Regions from separate parts of the Homo sapiens genome. Here all the other regions are linked to region 3. The links are chromatin contacts, found by Hi-C or POLR2A ChIA-PET in ENCODE. All regions are on one chromosome and are shown on one strand. The core of a region is the stretch at or near the end of the contact, and the rest is flanking DNA. Distances in the headings are between cores, read along the strand shown.

Region 1 (2,953 bases), core at 214-2,713, 1.1 Mb after region 3:
TGGGGACAAATGACACTTACCAAATTAGTGGTCACAACATTCAGATCTTAGAGCCAGAAGAACAGGACTACAGCAGAGCCTCACTTCAAGACAACCTAATATATTAAAGTAAAACAAAAAGTAAAACATAAGGCCTATAAAACAGATATTTTAGTGTGTGATAGTTAATTTCCAAAGGGAGTTGTCCATTTACAAAGGAATATGCCACTGTTTTCCAGTAAATGACAAGCTTCCTTACTGCCTTTAAAATGAGACTTACGCCTCCCCGCTCCCAGTCATTTTAACATAGAATTTCTGAAGAACAGATCTCCCCTGGTACGTCAGCTATACGAAGACTAGATGCTGACTCAGGGGATGACTTAGAAGCCGGGAAAATCAGGGTATGATTTCTATGCCTACGTGCTGTTCTCATGTATGTGTCAAAACTTTTCTCTTGGGAACTTAACTTTCTTGGGTAGGAACTTCCAGAGGTCGTGAAATTATAGGCTTTGTAAAGAACTATGAGTTTTTAGACAAAGTTAAAACAGACACATTGTGTCTTTGTGCTTAATATCATCCCAGATACGATGGCACAAGTAGGAATGAAAATAAGTCCTCTGTAAACAGGGCGATAAGATAATGGAGGTTCATACACAGAACAATCAGAAACGTGCTCAGTAAAGGCAGCACAATTATGTACATCTTTTTACCAGGGCTGTCATATTTTACCAGGTTAAGTGTGAAAATACCATTTGATGGCACAGGACACGTATTTGCCTAGAACAGGGTTTATTTTTATGTCTGATCGCTCAGTATAAGATCTAGGAAGCAAACAATCCAGAACTCTGAACAAACATTCTGACAGCCTGAAACGGAATACTCAGGTGAGGGGAGGAAGAGGAGGCAAAACAAGAGGGTTGACAGGGAAAGGCATCAGTTGGGCTGTTCTCCCCAGGGTTTCCGTCTTAGTATTGTTTTTTTTTTTTTTTTTTGCATTCTTTTCTGATCCTGTGGAGAGAGATATCAGATCCCTTTGGGGCCGTATTTAGAGGGTCTCCCAAATGCAGTCCCTACTCCCAACTCTGGGCTGGGGCTTGGCAAGCTGTAGGCGTCAGGGAACAAGATGGCGCCCTACGGTGAAGGGCGCTGAGTGAGGGGGGGCCAAAAGTGGGCCTTCACTTACTCGGAGGCGCTGGCTCCTCTGAAACCCAGACGCTGTCAACTCCCTGGGCCCAGGAGTCACAACCGCTTTCGTGCTCTGGGTTCTTCACTTCTTGTGATCAGCTCCACATATTTTTCTGATGATGTCACCCATTCTGACTTCCTACATTTTGAAAGTTGATCTACAAGTAAAATCTTTCGTGAGGCTTAAAAAAAAGAAGAAAAGAAATAAAAGGTGTGCTATAGGGAGATGGAGAGGAAGAGAAAGGCCGTTGCCTCTTTATTTTGAGATTTGCTGCAGCTGCGAGTGCCACTCCCCAACTAGTTTCCTGGCTTCAGAGGGAGGCCAGTGGCCGGGCGTGGGTGACGTCAGGGCCAGGCCTGAGTCATCGCCAGCAGCCCGGGCCGGGCTGCCCTGCCACTCGGAAGGGGACAAAAGGAACCTTTGATGTCCAGAGGCCCTCCTCTCAGCACACTCGCCGGCACAGACCAGCAGGCCAGGAGAACATTCCTGCCGTCTCCCCACCCCCAGCCGCCCTTCCTACTTCCGGAACAGCCCCAGACAGATTCAACAAGGCCTCCCCAAAGGACATCACCCTCCTGCATGGCAGAGGCATGGCCGTGCTCTGTCAGAGAAGCAGGGAAGAAGAAGAGGGTGTTTCCCTGGGGACCTCTCACTGCCCCTCTGCCATCCCCCTTCTTCTGTGTGGTGCCCACCTTACTCAAGGAGTTGCAGTGGTATTGAAAGAGATGCGGAAAGGTGGAAGGCACTTTTGTCACCATCCCCGGGCAGCTCCTGGTGGTCAGTGTCTATTCTCCTCTGCCTCTGTGCTGTGGCCCTGGGCTTCGCTCCCTACCCTGGGTGCCAACATGAACTAGCTCTTCCTGGATTTAAGACATGACCACTCTTTAAAGGGGATATTTATATCTCAGTGCCTGGCATGAGGCTTGGTAATTATATGATGAATTAAGGAATGATAATTGTAAAATAAAATAGTAGAGGACACATATTAAATACTTAGAGTGAACATTCAAGCCTCTGTGCTTTATGAAGATTATTTCATTTATTGGTATTATCACAACAAAAAAGCTGTGAGGTAGGTACTATTAATATTCCTAATGCTATAGAGAAAGAAATGGATGCTCAGAGAGGTTAAGACACTTCTCTAAAGCCTCACAGCTAGTTAGTTCATGGCAGAGCCTGGATCATCTAATCTCACATCCTGTTTTCTTAATCACGGTGCTGAGTGGCTGGAGTGAATGAAGGAATATTGACCAAGGGCAACCTGGCCAGGAGAAAAGAGACAAAGATGGGACTTGAAACCACATCCTACAAGGAAACAATGAAACAATTAGGAATGTTCTGGCAACATGGGCCTCATGCCTTCTTACTGCGTCAACACCAGGTCTGAGGTTTGGCAAGTGGGTGGCTTACTCAGCGTAGCCAGGAGGGCGAATCAGTCATCAGGTTCAAGTGGGGATGAGAAACTAGGGAGGTCGGATGGACGCAAGCCTGTGGCATGTGGTAGATGCAAAATCCGAGAGCCACGGGGTACAGAGTACCTCGGCGGGAGCCAGAGTCCACGCTTGTCTTTGTTGCCTTCTGGCCTCATGGATGTAGGTGGGAGGGTCAGTCCATCTGGGGTGGACAAGAAGGCTACAGGAAGAAGGACATGACGGCACTCTCAAAGATTCCAGACTCAGAAAGAGTTGGAACTGTGGTGTGGTTTTAGAGTGCAGGAGGAGTGAGAAGGGATTGGGAACAGATCTGGACCTGACAATGGTAGTTACTTTCTACTCTTAGCGCCCTCCT
Region 2 (2,830 bases), core at 31-2,530, 1.2 Mb after region 3:
GCCAAGCCCGACCGCAGTCGCATCCCGTTTGAAAGGGTGGGCTCCGCACTGCCAGCTTCACACCCACGGGCCTTCTGCAAATATCAACAAACGGCTCCATTTGTGGAGCACTCTCCGATCCCCCATCCACCCCCCTACACTTCCCCATTCACAGCTCGATCTGATTCCCCATCTCTCCTGATTTTACTTGTTGAATGCTTACAAAGGATCCTTGCCTTTCCACAAAGACACTGGCTAGCCAGGCGGTGATAACCTCACTCACTACAGAGCCCCCTCGCAATCGCTGAACTCACAGCCGAAGCGGGAAAATATGGCTCCACGTCCTGCACCGTGAATCCTTTACCATCCACAGGTACAATTTAAAAGGCAGCTGCGGCTGCAAAGCAGGCAACCTACCCTAAGCAAATCCATTCTCTCTCTCTCTGTGTGTGTGTGTGTGACAAACCCAGCTTATTTAAAAGATCAGGACATAGGCAAGTTCACCAGCAAAAGCAACGTCGTGGGTCTACACCACACGGTCCTAACCTGCGCATCCAGGAATGTTAACCTGCGCTCGGGCGGCCCCGTGGCCAGGCCCGGGACTCCCGGAGGCGTCAGGCTGCAGGTGGCTGCCAAGAGGAGCCAGCCCCGTCTCCGGGAAAGGCCGCGAAGTTGCGGCCGCCTCCTTACCTGGAGACTAGCCGGCTCAGGACCGCCCGGGAAGGGGGATCCCGGGAGCTTGAATCTCGGCTGGAATCCAGCGGCGGGAGTGCGGGGGCCGTGCGGGAGAGGGCTGGAAGGGCGGGGGCGAGGTGGAGGCGGGCTCCGCGGGAGAGTGCGGGGCTGCGGGGGGCGAGGGCTTGGAGACAGAGCCGGGGGTTCGCAGCGGGCGTGAGACGGCGCCAGCTCTGGGAGAAGGGGGCTATGGGGCGGGCGCCGGGGCTGGGACACCGGGCGCACGGGGGGAGTGGCAGGAAAGAGGGCGCAAGTCCTAGGCTCAGGGGCGAGCGCGGGGATAAAGGAGGAGGCTTAGTCGCGGGATTCGGACCCGACGCTTCGAAGCGCCCCCAGCCTTCCCGCCCCTCTCCCACTGGCGAGTTAGGGGGACCCCCTCAGTCTCCCAACCTCGGACCCTGGACGCCCACCCGCCTAGAACCTCTGCGCTGCTCGGCCCCAACGGCAACCGCCCCGGCCCAGGCCCGCGCCGCACTCACCGCCCATGGTCCCAGGCCGGCCCCAGCTCCGTCGCTGCGCGCCCGGCTCGGCGCTCGCCGCCAGCTCCTCCCGGCGCGAGGGGAGGCGAGGGCGGCGCGCACCCGCCACCGGGGAGCTCGCGGGGCCCGGCAGCGCCCCCTGCCGACCCCGCCGCGCCCCGTCTCAGTTCGGCCGGCCCTGCACCAGGAGCCCTGGAGCTCCGCCCCGGAGGCGGTGTTGCGGTGCGGCTGGGCGGGGGCGACCGCGCGGGGTTGCTGAGAGGACACTGCCTCTGGGAGGCCCAGCACAGCCCGGAGAGACTGGTCAGTCTGCAGAGCCCTCGGCGTGCAAAGCCACGGGCACGGACAAGCCGAGCGCGCAGGGACCACGACCACAGACGCGCAGGGCTCTCGCGTGCCTCACAACTCCTGACCTGCGATCAGGGACTGCGCGGAGGCGCGCCAAGGCCCAGGAACACAGCCCTGGCCGGCCCGGGCCCTAGTGTGGGTGCTTTGGGGCCATGTGCCTGCCCTGGCGCCGCTGATGCTATCGCCGGGTGGGCGCGCGCGTCTGGGGTGCGCCTGCTGCCACGTAGACCCAAACTGTCACCCCCCACCCCCCACCCCTTTCGGCCTATCCCACACTCCTCTTCCGGCTCAGAACACATCCGGCCTTGTGTTGCTCTAGTCCTCGCTGCTGCTCCGTCTCCAACGGTCTGCAGAGACCCGGGGAGGTCGTGGCCCCGCGCAGTCGCCCTTCCCACCTGCTCCCGGCCCGCGGCTTCCTTGGAGCCGCTGCTGAAGATCCTCAGAGCACTTGAGGGCTGCCTGTAACGCCCCGTTAGACATCTGATAGGCGAACGGTTGTATTTGGTTTGATCAGTATTTGTGGGTCATTTATTGCAAATGTTAGGTTCCAGCTGGTGGAGATTTCCACCAGATTTCTCTGTGGGAGATGAAACGACCAACAGCGATTATCAGAGAGGTCTTTGCTGTCAGCTCGAGGTCTACAGCAACCCTGTGTGTCCTAGCACAACTAGCCTCAGGCAAAATAGATACGGATTCGAATTTGCTACTATATACCTTTGAGGTGCACCTTTGGGAGGATCTCATCCCTTGACTTCTGCTTTCTCTCCTTGATTGATGGCTCTCAAATCCACACACTTGGCTCAGATATGTTAGCCATATTTCCCCCTACCCTCCGGTTTTTTTCTTAGAACTTTCCTCCTCAAGTTACCACGTCTGGCACTAAATTTTACCTCTTCCAAGCTCCCAACTCCATTTATCCCCGTGGTCTCGCCATTCTCTCAGCCACCTGTCATGCCTTCTTCATCAGGTGCCTTAATGGCTCGTCAGTACCGGACTTTGCTGCCTGTCCGCCTCTGGTATTCCCCCGATGCAGCGCTATCCCGGGCCTTTTTTCTGCCCTGAATACTGACAGCCTCTCCCAATCCATGAGCACAAAATCTTTTCACTGTCCCCTTTGGCATCACCCCCAACTCTCCCACCTGGCCCCCACAGAAGCCCACCGCAGCCCGCCCAACAATGTCTCCTCTGCCCCTTCTGATTGTCCTCTCACGGATTGCAGGCTCTACTGCTTAGCTCACACTGTCACCCTCTTCTCTACATGGGTTAGTCAAGGTGCTTTCTGCTGTAAA
Region 3 (2,897 bases), core at 180-2,679:
ATGCCAGATGTATCTTGGTTGGACTCCATATATGTGAAATGAAATTATGTAAAAGAATATGTTAATAATCTAAAAGTAATGCATTTGGTATGAATCTGTGGTTGTATCTGTTCAATTCTAAAGTACAACATAAATTTACGTTCTCAGCAACTGTTATTTCTCTCTGATCATTAATTATATGTAAAATAATATACATTCAGTTATTAAGAAATAAACTGCTTTCTTAATACATACTGTGCATTATAATTGGAGAAATAGAATATCATGTGTTCTTATGGTCAAAAACTATATTTGCAAGAAACAAGCAAGTCTAATTTCATTTTACAACTTCTATTGATTTCCTTTTAAAAGTCCTAGCTATTGTAAGGATTCACTTGAAGAACAAAATTATATGGAATAAATACTGTGGGCAAGGCGTTGTGCCAGACTTGTGCATAGAGCTACCCTCTCCTGCCCTCCAGGAAGTGACAGTCTAGTAAGAGAGATATATAAATATAAATAGCATATCATTAAGTTCACTTAATAAAACTTTGTTTTAAAGTGTGATAGGGAAAAAATATAAGCCAAGAAGCGTGAATGTGAAAACGAAATAAACATTCTGTAATTTGTGTGATGCTGCCATACTGCAGTCCCAGAATGCAGAATCCAGTGGTCATGAAAGACAGCGATACTTAACATTTCCTGAGATCTTAAAATCCAAAAAGTATTAAATGTTTAAGGTTTTTCTGTAAGTTTTCATCCAGAAGACTTAAATACAAAGTAACGGGTTAATACATTCAAATAAGTGGAAAACTCTTACATTTAAAACTGATAATTTCACTTAAGTTGATAGAACTCTCCTTTGCTGTGCGGTTGAAAGTGTGATGGGGAAAAATATGATAAACCCGGATGCAAGAATGTCAAAACTAAACATTAAATGATTTCGTATCCAAGGTCTTATGTTAACAGTTGCGGGGGGCGGGTACATGGGAAATTTTTTTGAACAATTTGGAAAAGAACGTTTTTAAACGTATGTATTAAGAAACGTAAGTTTAAATTCCTCAGAGAAAAAAAATTATTGACAAAACAACAAACTAAGCCAAGTAAATCACCAGATCTTTCGAAATCTGAATGAAAAATACTGAGATTAGCAACCCTAGGAGACAAGCGGAACAAAAATCAGTGTTCGATACCCTTCCCACACCTTCGTACGGTTTTCATGCCACTTCCAAATCCACTTAGAAAGCACAACTCTATCATGGGGCATTTTCGCCCCTAAGTTGCAACACACCAGCAAACCTCCGCAGATTCCCTGACCGCCACTGGACAGTACCGCGGCCCCGGCCGCGCGAGGCCCGGAGGGCTAAGCCCCGCCCCTCGGACGGCCTCGGATCCTGCCGCTCTAGGCCCGCCGGGCGCTCTCTATGGTCGGCCGGGCGGTGTGTTGTCATCCGCGGAGCGACGACCGGAGGCTGCGGCGGAGCCCCGGCGGGGCGTTTGGTTTCGGTTTGGCCCTGACTGGGATTAGTGTTGACGATCGAAATGGGAGTCCCCAAGTTTTACAGATGGATCTCAGAGCGGTATCCCTGTCTCAGCGAAGTGGTGAAAGAGCATCAGGTGGGTGAGCGAGGGGCAACGGCTCAGAAAGCCGAGGACCCGGGGCTCCGCGGCCCTCTCCACCTTAGAGCTGGGGCTTTCGAGCCACCTCTTTCCCCTCGTCGTCTGGACGATTAGTGGCATTAGGGAGGGGGACGGAAGGTTTGAGGACGCCCGGATGAGCCGAAAGGGGCTAAGGACGCAGGTTGCCTGTGTGTGGACAGAGCCGCTGGGTTCACGGCTTCTCTGACAGCTCTTGCTTCTGCTGGTCCTTCCGCGACTCCGAAATGAAGTCCTGGGAAAGAACGCTTTTACTGTTCTCCGGTTTCCTCCCGGGGAGCTGCAAGTTGCCTTTTTCCTTACAGAGGCTGCGAAGCTGGAGTGGGTGTCCTCGTAGGTTCCCCCATCCCACCCAGAGCGGCAGACCCACTTACAGACGATAACAGCCGCTTCCGCACGCAGTCACCTTGTTTACTTTCCCTGATCTAGAGCGCGGCCCACCCGGCCCCCGGAGCCTAGACTTTCCGACGTGGCTGATGGTCATATTGGTGATGCCTTTTGTTACTTTCTGTTATTTCAAAAGCAGCACCAATCCCCTGTTGCCAAAACAAAAAACTCTTGGGCCAGCTGGGGAGTGGGGCGTAGGACCTTTTATTTGGAGGCCTCACTGTGTGACAGAGGGGGTTGGGAAACGAATTGATAGAACATTAATACTACTAATAATATTTGGCATGTACTGACCCCAGGACAACGTTAATGTGTAGATTCCGAAAACGTAGTTTATATATTGGAACTGTGGAAAGAGAGGAGAAAGCAGTCGTCTATTAGGTAAACTAGACTTTGGGTGATACTTTGGTGTTTGTCACATTTAATGAATTTGATCTCTTTTCTGATGCTTTACAGAAAAAAAGCTTGAAATTTGTGTAGCTGATTGAATCAGTTGTGATGGGTAGTATTGTAAATAGCCTATTAAATTATGGTTTAATCGGCATTTACGAACATGAAGGTAGTTTACTTCTGGAAAGGAGTTTTTGTTGCTGGATTCCAATCAGATTTGGTAGATGAGAAATAGACTACAAAAAGTTTCCAAGGTTAGCTTATCTTGAATTTATTTGAAACATAGATTGAGTTAGGTTTAGAGAGGTATTTTTTTCCCCCGGGGAGGGCTAAAAAGGAAACCAGTACATTGCAGAAATGGAGACAACCAACTTTGGCTTTTCTTGCATCCTTCAGTCAGTACCTGCTATATATCAGTCACTTTATCTCTAAAGTGCAAAAATAATGCGATTGTTATTCGTGATGATTTAATACATAATTTGTTC
Region 4 (2,982 bases), core at 271-2,770, 1.4 Mb before region 3:
ATAAGCTTCCAAAGTTGCACAAAGCAAAGATGCTGAAACAGCAGAGCTTTGTATTAAGGGGTTGATAGACTTGCTCTCATGGTGAAACTGTTTGTTGAGGAGGTAGTTAGCTCCCAATAATATTACATGCTTGACCTTTAGCTTTTAGTGACAAAAATTGTTTCAGGACGCATTTGGGCTCAGCCTACTCAATAAGAAATCACATTGTATAAATTGAGCATTAATTGTGTCAAAATGGGGATCATAAGTGATTAATACTCCCAAATTACAATGATATGGTAAAATGAAAAAAAAAATCAGCTAACCCCAGGATATACCCAAATGTGTTATAGGATCAAGTGTTAAAAGCAAGCAGGTCATAATATTTGCTAAGAAAAAAGAAAGAAAAGGAAAAAAAAGCTGCAGAACCCATGGTATTATCTTGAACTATTTTAAAGTAGAAAAATATGAAATCAGACAGGAGCAACCTGCCACATGGAAGATGATCTGAAGAATCATCACTCTTATGATCAGAATCCTGTGAATACAGAGCTTTCATTTCTGGTGGCAGAACCATTTCTCAGTGAGCAACATTGTTTTGCCATAGGACAGAGGAGGTTGTGATCTATTGCAGATTTCTGTGGGTCCTGGATGCCGAGACCAGGAACCCTACAAAGAGAAATCCATGCATGTGGCGTTGCTGAGGATGGCTGCGTGAGTTTCTCTTTCGAAGTAATGTGTTTTGTTTTTTTTCTTTTTTGTCTCAACGTATCCAAACAGTACAGTTGTAGAGATGGGGATGGAATTTTATTTGTCTTTTGCTTTCATTGTTTTCTCTTGTTAAAAGAAAAACAATTGATTTAGAGTTTAAAGGCTGCTCTGCAACTATCAATTATATAAAGCCAAATAGAGTCATATACTAAATCCTTTCTTGCTTCTCAACTAAAAAAAAAAAAAAAAAATCCTGTGAAATCACTTTAGGTTTGCTTAACCAATGTACAGTCATGATTTGAGAGCATAAGAAACCCTATAAGAAACCCTATGCCTTAAGTGAATCCCATTGTGAGATACTTGAGCTATGAGGCGGAAGTTTCAGGCTAAGCAGTGTAATATCTTTTCAGGAGGCTAATATGCTGATCCATTTAGAGCACAGAGGCTGATTGATAACTGTGCTATCAATCCCCATCACTTTGGCAGGTCTTGGTTAGAGAGGAAAGATCTTGCATTTAGGTGAAGTTGAGTCAGGAATTGGCTTTTTGAACTTAGAAAACGTTGCTAGTGTAAGGCTACCTTTTTTATTATTAATCTACAGTTCATATTTATGCAGCTTAAGAAGACTTATTTGGAATAATAAGACCGTGATTCAAGATCTTAGCATCATTGCTTGCAGATTTGTCCAGTATGAAAGATATTTTCATGAGATGAATCACTTAAAGACATTAAGAGTCAGTGATGAAACCACACACTCTCGAGTTTGAAAAGAGACAGGGCTGCTTTAAGAGAGAAACAGGAAGTTGTAACTAGAAGCCATCTGAATACTAAGCCAGGGCAGAATGCTTGTGAAGTAGCAACTAAAGTGGCAGTGTTTCTTCTGAAATTCTCAGGCAGTCAGACTGTCTTAGGCAAATCTTGATAAAATAGCCTTTATCCAGGTTTTTATCTAAGGAATCCCAAGAAGACTGGGGAATGGAGAGACAGTCAAGGGTTATGTCAGAAAAGGATGAGTATCAGTTTCAACATCAGGGAGCGGTGGAGCTGCTTGTCTTCAATTTTTTGCTCATCCTTACCATTTTGACAATCTGGTTATTTAAAAATCATCGATTCCGCTTCTTGCATGAAACTGGAGGAGCAATGGTGTATGGTGAGTGCATAAATTGTGAGATTGATGTGAAACTTGTTGCTTGAGCGTAATTAGAGACTTGTGCTCAGATAGCAAAGTACCGAAACTGGAGAAAATGTGCTGATTGAAATGTCATTAGTTTGATGAAAGGTGCTGCAGCGTAACGAATGCTAATCTCTTTACAGACAAGCCGCCGAAATTTGCCATGTCACGAGAGCAAATGTCACAGTCATGTTCTCACACGGCACATAATGCAAGTCTGTTGACAGATGCGGGTCCATTGTCATGTGGGGAGTCGAGGGCGAGCTGTTTGTTTTTGTAATGATGTTGGGAAGTGATGGCTCTGCAGTCACAAAGAGCAGCCTTCTCTCACTGGCTGCACCGATGAACATTACGAAGTTCTAGAAAAAACATCACTTCAAAATGCCTGGAGTAATTCCTCTTATATCAACTAATTTCAAGAAGAAAACTTGCAGAAACTAACCCCACCCCTCTTAAGAGAATATTGTGTCCAAGTCCTTTTTATTTATACGAACAGTGTCTTATTTTCTTATAATAAAAAGTTATAAATAAACGAGAGTTTCTTTATGCAGTACTTTTTACTTCTTAGCCTGATTTCAGATGTTCTAATTTATAATGATCATTGCTAGTGTTATTTGTTATGTATCTCCTATTTATGTATTGGAGGCCAAGGTGTGGAAAAATATTTAACACCTGCAGTATTGCTCTTTCTGGGCAACTTACCGTATCATTCCTTTCAGAAAGTTTAATAAAGTCTGACAGAGATTATCTGTCTGTACTCTCATCTTTTAAAGTAAAATGAAAGACACCAGTTTTTACTGGTGTTACTGATGAAATAGTTTACTTCACTGCTCTTATCTCAGCCTGATAATGGATAGGAAGTTTGAACACAATGGCAACAGGCAAGGCATTGCTATAATTTATAGCAAATAACATACTTTTATATTTGGGGTTTCCTCATTTTGGAAATCCTGAAACCCTTTCCTAAGCCTGAGATTCAGGGTACAGATCAATGCACATTGTATATGCTAATCCTGTGGTGTCCTGATATTAACAGTGTATAGTTGTGATTTCAGAACCTAAGGAATCCTAAGCCTTAAGTGGATCCCACTGTGAGATACTTGAGCTATAAGGCGGAAGTT

The links. A loop is a pair of places that touch in the nucleus more often than their neighbours do. ChIA-PET counts read pairs that join two places held with the same protein, here RNA polymerase II (POLR2A). Pooled maps may share reads with other maps.
Region 1: a pooled map shows a loop between it and region 3 (5-fold over the local background). The contact joins the promoter of ZBTB38 here to the promoter of XRN1 in region 3. A Hi-C loop is called at or near these places in 3 of 37 single-sample maps with no recorded cell type and 8 of 50 pooled maps. POLR2A ChIA-PET finds 5 or more read pairs at or near these places in 1 of 52 experiments (B cell).
Region 2: a map of CD4-positive, alpha-beta memory T cell shows a loop between it and region 3 (9-fold over the local background). The contact joins the promoter of PXYLP1 here to the promoter of XRN1 in region 3. A Hi-C loop is called at or near these places in 2 of 168 maps with a recorded cell type or tissue (CD4-positive, alpha-beta memory T cell and naive thymus-derived CD4-positive, alpha-beta T cell) and 9 of 50 pooled maps. POLR2A ChIA-PET finds 5 or more read pairs at or near these places in 1 of 52 experiments (CD4-positive, alpha-beta T cell).
Region 4: a pooled map shows a loop between it and region 3 (8-fold over the local background). The contact joins the promoter of SLC9A9 here to the promoter of XRN1 in region 3. A Hi-C loop is called at or near these places in 2 of 37 single-sample maps with no recorded cell type and 8 of 50 pooled maps.

Annotation. Positions count from the first base shown.
Region 1 is chr3:141,367,014-141,369,966 of GRCh38, reverse strand. ZBTB38 (zinc finger and BTB domain containing 38) reads right to left here and starts at 1,463. Exons shown (of 6, transcript NM_001376113.1): 1 at 1,163-1,463; 2 at 21-95. RefSeq lists enhancers at 337-1,112, 1,567-1,796, 862-2,061, 1,889-2,664.
Region 2 is chr3:141,230,275-141,233,104 of GRCh38, reverse strand. It overlaps PXYLP1 (2-phosphoxylose phosphatase 1), which reads right to left and starts at 1,280. Exons shown (of 6, transcript NM_001037172.3): 1 at 1,194-1,280. RefSeq lists a silencer at 1,162-1,541.
Region 3 is chr3:142,446,569-142,449,465 of GRCh38, reverse strand. XRN1 (5'-3' exoribonuclease 1) reads left to right here and starts at 1,429. Exons shown (of 41, transcript NM_001282857.2): 1 at 1,429-1,596. The coding sequence starts at 1,522. ATR (ATR checkpoint kinase) reads left to right here. Exons shown (of 47, transcript NM_001184.4): 47 at 1-231. The coding sequence ends at 37. RefSeq lists an enhancer at 1,432-1,711.
Region 4 is chr3:143,847,006-143,849,987 of GRCh38, reverse strand. SLC9A9 (solute carrier family 9 member A9) reads left to right here and starts at 1,520. Exons shown (of 16, transcript NM_173653.4): 1 at 1,520-1,840. The coding sequence starts at 1,666.